Linked DNA regions of Homo sapiens: region 2 is linked to region 1. A link is a contact called in ENCODE Hi-C or POLR2A ChIA-PET data. All regions are on one chromosome and are shown on one strand. The core of a region is the stretch at or near the end of the contact, and the rest is flanking DNA. Distances in the headings are between cores, read along the strand shown.

Region 1 (3,571 bases), core at 589-3,088:
GGTTAGTATAAGAATCCAAACCCCACATTGCTTTGGGAAATTACTGAGAAAATTCTCATCAGAGTAGTAGACCTTAATTACCCAGGTGGAAAGAGCCCATGAATATTATTGCTGCCTTTAGAAGTTTTTATTAACAAACAGCTCTTACAGTATTTATGCTGATTTTTAATTAAGCATAATGAGAGTTTCATAATAGTGTCAACTGATAAATGTAGAGAAATGTTTACTTGGAATATTTGGCTTTGGGAGATAGCAGATTGATAAATCAGAAAATGTCATCACAGGAAAAACAAGTTTAACTGTAGCTAAAGGAACATTGCTGTAATTGCAATGCATTCTCTCTAGTATTAACTACACCATGTTCTCCTTTATGCATATCTAATACACACGTGGAATATGGTAGTGTAGTTAAACAGTGTATGTGTTGCACCTCTTCTATTCCTTCCTGAGATGTGAACAGATAATGAATAAAGAAAGATATGTAATCATTAATTGGTATGGAAAGAAAAAAGAATAACTGAATATGTCACAACCATTTTAACTGAACACATATCTCTCTTCAGTGGAGCGCCTATATACAAAACTGTGCAGCCACCCTAAACATTGAATAATCCTCCCATTGAGGAGTACAGTGAGCAGAATTTTCTGTGATATCATTTGGCAGCAGCCTAGCATCATTTCCCATTTATATCCAGATGTGATGTGCCCATGGATATCCAGTCATCTTCTGTGGGGTGTTACAGAACAAGTTCTTGATAGGTATCTCCCAAGACCTGCCAAAAACCTTATCTCAGAAACCTGCTTCTGTTCTCTGGCTCTCATTCATTAAATCTTAACATCAACAGAAGGTAAACAAACAAAAGAAAAAAGATACAATATAGTTGCCATTTGAAAATGTTAGTTTCTTCCATTAATCTTTCCATGAAAAGAGAATTCCTCCTCTGCAATTTAACCTATTCAGTATAATTCTCCATTTTCAACACATTGTGATGATTTTGACACTGTATATTGATCATTCACATCAGCTTACAAAATCAAGCTATTAAGAAGGAAAGCCATTTATCCAAACATACTTTTTCTTTAATTTTTGACTATCCATCTTACTCTTAACAGGATAACAATTTAAAGTTTCATTTTGGTTTTCTTTCATGTGTATCACTATAGTAAAACTTACCTACTGTCAGGATAGTTCCTCTATTTTGCAAGCAACTCTTAGTCATTTTAGCCTAAAAGTCATCATCTGTCATAAGCTCTTAATCATACTACGTTCCCTTGCATAATATTCACAAGATCCTACTTTTGGAGAGTGGTGTTGGCCGCTCCTAGCTGGTGAATAACACAGAAACATCCCAAAGCCTCTTCTCAGCAAGGATGGGGACACTTAGCTTACCGTGCAGGTACCGTGCAGGTGTTGATCACACCTGGTAATTCCTTCTTCTCATCCCCACCAAAATCCAACAGTGGAATCCAGGACCAACAACAACGTTTTCTTCTTCTCTTTTTGGACACCCTCTCAGTTTTTGTTTTGTAGGCTTGAAAGCCACCGAGAGTTTGCAACCAGGGGCCAGTGATAGCTCTGCAAAGGAGAGGCAGTGGGGAGCCCAACAACAAGTAGGCCCAAACACTAAATATTGCCCTCTTCCCTCTCCGGGCAGTGTCCTTCATGCTCTGAAGACAGGCAGCCTTACCAAAACTCTTACCCCACAGCTTGCCAGTCTCTGTGGAAGAAAGGTTCTAACTGGACTGGGCTGCAGGATGAGGTGACCCAAAAGCCAGGAACCATCTGCGCAGAGCAGACAAGTAGAGGCAGGCACAGGCTCCGTGAGCACGTCTGTGTGTGTGTGTGTGTGTCTGTGTATGTGTGTTTGCATGCCTGTGCCCAGCAGCTGCTCTCCAGATTAGAAGACACCACTCTTTGGCCAGCAACTCTGAAACACCCTCTTAGGTAATTTTAAATTCATGTGCACATCTTGGCTGAGAGTAGAAACTTCCCAAGCACAACCTGGGTCCCATTCTTTGCTGTGTTGCTACCCCAGATATATTGTGAACCACAGACAGCAGTGCTAGCACCTTAGGAACAGATGCCCAGATGGACATTAAATTGCACCTCATTTTGTACCCTGCAGCCATGAGCTGATGTAAGCCTTGTTTGTGATTTAAGTAACAAGGGCATGACCCCTTCTTTGACACCCATAACCCAAGGCACTGTAAACATTCGCTATTATTAACGCTGTGTTGGACTCAAACTTGAATGCCTGCCTGTTCCATTTAGTGTCACAGGAGACACGAGGGCAAAGTGCTGAGGAAACTCTAGAGCAACATCGGAATGCATGGTGGTATGTTTATTATTATTATTTGACATTTTGTTTTATATTATTCAAGTGTTAAGAAAACCTTCATACTTAGGATTGCTAAAATTTGAAGCATCTAATTTTCTTTAAGTAGGATCACTTGTTCAGATTGAGGGGTTGGATAGAAGGGAGGAGTTTGTTCATTTATTCAACAAATATATATTTCAGCATCCATTATGTATCAGATCACTTACCAGACATGCCTACCACCTGCCCAGTGCTCAAGTCATGCATTATCTAATTTAATCCTCACAGCAGCCCTTTAAATTAGTCCTACTCCTGGTGATCTAATGAGAAAACCAAAGATCAGAATAATTTAATAACTTCCTAGGATCTCACAGATGATAGATATAAGACTGAGGATTCAAAATTGAATCTGAGTTACTCCAAAGCCCATGCTCTTTATTTTTAATTTTTAACATCAAAATAATTTCAGACTTATAGAAAAAATACAGGAATAATAAAGAATTTCCATATGCTCTTCACTAAGGTTCTCCAATGTTTAACATTTTACCACTGGTTGTATTCTCCCTCTCTTTCTCTTTCTCTCTCTCTCTCTCTGTCTCTCTCTCTCTCTCTCTCTCTCTCTCTCTCTCTCTCTCTCTCTCTCTCTCTGTCTCTCTCTCTCATCCTCCTTTCCACCCGTGAGTTTATTTTGGTGTGTGTATATTTTTTTCTGAATTAATTTATATACTTTAGTGTGATTATCTTAAAAATGTAAGTATACTCTTCTACATAACCACAGTATAACAATTAAATTCAGTAAATCAACTTTACTTTCTAATCCATAGATCCCATTCAACTTTTCACCAAATGTCTCAATAATATCCTTTATAGAAAAAAAATGGTTTTTTAGTCCACGATTATGTGTTGCATTTAGTTGCCTTGTCTCTACGTTCCTTCAATCTTGAACAGTTCTGTAATCTTCCTTTTTTATATGTGACCTTCACATTTTTGAAGAGTACGTTTTGTAGAATGTTCCTTAGTTTAGATTTGTGTGATGTTTCCTCATTGTGAGATTGAAATTGTGTATTTTTATGGCAGGAATACTACAGAAACAATGCTGTATTCTTCTTAATCATATCAGGAGTCACATAAACGGAGTTAGTCTTGTAACCAAACCCACTTGCTTAAGGTGGTATCTGTTAGATTTACTGTAAAATTATGGTTTTTCCTTTTGCAGTTAATAAATATTTTGTGGGGAGATACTTGGAGACTAG
Region 2 (3,397 bases), core at 124-2,623, 35 kb after region 1:
GCTCAGGATAACTGTGAGAAGCAATTTAGTGTAGTGTTGCTTAACTTGCCCACCGAAGTGGACAAGTTAAATTTCCCTGTGACTCAGTCACCTTCTTGGTAAATGATAACAATTATTTCTTCCTCACAGAGTTGTAATGATGATTAAATAAGACTGTGCTTGATAAGCACTTCAAACAGTGGTTATCAGAGAGTAATCACTGAAGTGTTAATTATTATATAGTTAATAATTATATTATAATCTTTTTTATTTTGTCCATTATTTTTTCTTCCTGGGAAGGGACATGCAGAAAGGTATACATGTTTAATATATAATCATCTTGGTTTTTTTTCTCCAACCATTAAATATTTTGCTCAAAGGCCCTATACTAGTTTTAGTTTCAATCATTCTTCTGGAAACCTACAGGGTAACACATCCGTAGCTCTTCAATTTATTTCCTCAAGGTGGGGTTTAATTTTTCCCTAGCTTATCCCACTAATCATACCATAGTCATGCCCTCTCTGACTTTTGCCTCTAATCAATGTCTACCTACAGGACTTACTTGCACGTAGTCTTCTTCATACTCCATTGGCTTTCGTTTTTTTCTTGCTTTCCCCTTGATTTTCTTCTTGTTTGTTCCTTGCTCTTTCTGGACTCATTGGTAAAACAATAAAGACCTTTTATTGAGCAGTTAATACTGTTACTGTATAAGGCACACTGTAACATAATCCTCACGGCATCCCTAGGAGGTAGGTGGTACCCACTTTACAAAGAACCAGAGGCTCAGAGAGATGGGTTCTGGGGGTCATGGCCCATCTGCTTGGCTGTGAGCCAGACTCCAAGGATACTGTTGCTTTCACTTTCCTTTTTACCTGTCCTCTCTCTTTCAGCTCAGGAAAATTGGATTAACCGTGTTCTCATGTGTTTTGTTGGTCACATGCCATTGCTATTTTCTGCCAAGCAAAAAAATAATTACAAAACCTTAAGCTGTTACTGCCCCCTTTTAATCACTTTTCTCTTGCTTTAATTTCTTTCACCACCAAATTGCTTTGAAGAGTCCAAGTCCTAACCCCTTTCTCCAACCCTATCCTAATTTCCCTGGCCAGAGAAATATCATTTTTTTCTGAATTGACATGAGAATCTGCATGTGCTCCTCTGCCTCATATGAGTGTTGCCCATCTTGGTCCCTGCTTATCCCCAGGAGACTCACCTCGAGGACAGATTTTATCTGTGCGTCTCCACAGCGCCTGACATGGAACCTTGCCCTTAATTGGCACTCATTATTTGTGAAATGAAGGAATGAATGACCATACCGGTATCCCAGTTTTCTCATGACTCTTCCCATCTCAGCCCTTTGTCCCAGCTTGTGAGCTGTCCCCTCCCTGACACAGCTGCCTGCAGAGGTCTCTTGGGGCCTTGTGATGCCCTATCCCTCCTCCAACCACATCCCTGATTTCCCAACACAATTCCCTCCTTGAAAGGCTCCTCCACCTTGACATTCAGGGCTGGGGTCTGTCCTCTCCATCCCTGCCTGCCCACACAGTCCCTCCAACTCCCCTGTGGCCTCCTTCATCCTCTCTCTCCCACTGCTCTTCTCCCTCTGGAACTCATCCCACCACCCCAAGGATGACTTACTTGTCAGGCATACTGTCTGTCCTTTCAGGAGTCCTTCTCTAATTGTTTACACGCATAGAACTTGAGTCTCCAGCTGGTTCGTAAGTCCCTTGGGGCCAGGGTTTCTTTTGTGTCCACTATAGTACCTAACACAGTTTGGGGCTCTTATTTGGCAGATATGACCAGATGTATGTTTTCTAAATATAACTGCATTTTTTCTGGATCAATTTTTTAAAAATGTTATGCTATATTTAAATTTTAGATTTGTTTCAACTTTGCTTAAGACTGTACTATTCCTTCAGTTTTTCTTTATGCTTGTACAGGAACTACTTGGCATGATGCTGTCAGCTGTAATATACATTTAGGCTTTAATATCACCAGGCAAGAGCATCTGTCAAGATAGATGATGTTCCCTCCTTTGCCATAGCTGGGCCTCACATTTCTGTCGCTGAATACATGCCTCTAGTTTGTTCAGTATTTTAAGCAGCAGATTTATAACTTTAAAGTTTTTAAATCCATGCAACTACCTCATCTCTAGCAACCATTTCACATCTAAATAATCATCCTTGGCCTGCTTAATAATGTGAGTATAAAGATTTGCCAATAGTTCTTTTTCCCCCAGTAATCACTTCCAAAATAAATGATGAATTCCCTACTCCTAGAGATTGCATCACCCTCTTCCCTCTTCAGCATCAGTCATTTCAGAGCCAGCCCTAGTGACTTTGTAATTATGGTTCCCAGAATATAAACCCTTATGAAGGATTTTTTGACTTTTCCTTGATGCTTCCATGATGTCAGTAACATTTCAGTGGTTCCATGACCCATCTTCTCCTGCTCAGAGACCACAGTGGACTTCTTTTTTCTTCTGCTGGCCTTTGTTTATCTCCTTTAATCATAAAGGAATCTTCAGCAGGAGTGTTTCTCCCTTTCCCTTCTTGCTCTCCTTTCTCTACTGTTGTATTTTCTTGCTACTACTTTATTTGACCATTGGTCATTTCATATTTCTTCCACTCTTCATCTCCAAGATTATGCTTATCTATTGTTGAAAGAAAACAGAGCTGTGTCCTATTCATTCTCTGATTCACCTTTTTCCTTTTCATTATGGTTTCTCAGTTCTGTTCTGTGTATTAATCTATTGTTTCATTGACAAATTGCCCAAAAGTTAGCAGCTTAAAATAAAACAAAAACATTTATTATGTCAGTTTCTGTTATCTCACAGACATGGCTTAACTCAGTGCCTCTGGCTCTGCTTCTCTTGTCAGGTACCAGCCAAGTTGTGGGCTGGGGTTGGAGGCTTAGCTGGGGAGAGTTTACCTTGCAGCTCACTGGTGTGGATGCCGGCACGTCTCAATCTCTCACTATTTGAGCCTCTCCACAGGGTTGCCTCACAGCGTTGCAGTTGCCTTTCCCCAGGCCGAGTGATCCAAGAGGGAACCAGCAAAAGCACCCAAGACAGAAACCACAATCTTTTTATAGTTTATTCTCAGAGTTGACACCTCGTCACTTCTGCCATATTAAGCGAGTTAGTAAATCCAGTCCACATTCATGGGGAAGAGATTACAAAGGAATATGAGTACCGGGAGATCGAGATCATGAGGAGCTATCCTGGAATCTGGCTACCACACTCTTCCTCTGGCCCCCCAGTGACTTATATCCCTTCAATGTGCAGAATATACTCACCCCTCCAAGGATTGCAAAGTCTCATCCCATTGCAGTGTGAGCTCAATATCCAAAATCTTGTCATCTAAATCAGGTCCAGGTGCAGTTGGGGCTCCTCAGTTTTAATTCCTTAAGTACAGCTCTT

The links. A loop is a pair of places that touch in the nucleus more often than their neighbours do. ChIA-PET counts read pairs that join two places held with the same protein, here RNA polymerase II (POLR2A). Pooled maps may share reads with other maps.
Region 2: a loop to region 1 is called in a map of prostate gland, with 2.0 times the contacts of the local background. The contact joins the enhancer-like site here to the promoter of FILIP1L in region 1. A Hi-C loop is called at or near these places in 11 of 168 maps with a recorded cell type or tissue (PC-3, aorta, cardiac septum and 6 more) and 7 of 50 pooled maps. POLR2A ChIA-PET finds 5 or more read pairs at or near these places in 3 of 52 experiments (Caco-2, OCI-LY7 and PC-9).

What each region holds. Positions count from the first base shown.
Region 1 is chr3:100,112,663-100,116,233 of GRCh38, forward strand. FILIP1L (filamin A interacting protein 1 like) reads right to left here and starts at 1,839. Exons shown (of 6, transcript NM_001387850.1): 1 at 1,391-1,839. All of the region lies in intron 1 of CMSS1 (cms1 ribosomal small subunit homolog), which reads left to right.
Region 2 is chr3:100,148,523-100,151,919 of GRCh38, forward strand. The region is part of intron 2 of CMSS1 (cms1 ribosomal small subunit homolog); the gene reads left to right. LOC105374009 (a long non-coding RNA gene) reads right to left here. Exons shown (of 5, transcript XR_007095984.1): 3 at 3,274-3,397; 4 at 542-628. Among named protein-coding and RNA genes, the nearest start is that of FILIP1L, 36 kb to the left of the region's middle. Within about 2 kb of position 1,374, at least 2 of the 41 ENCODE cell types and tissues checked have a DNase peak (open chromatin) inside an H3K27ac peak, as active enhancers do; they include gastrocnemius medialis and psoas muscle, where a contact is called at or near this core.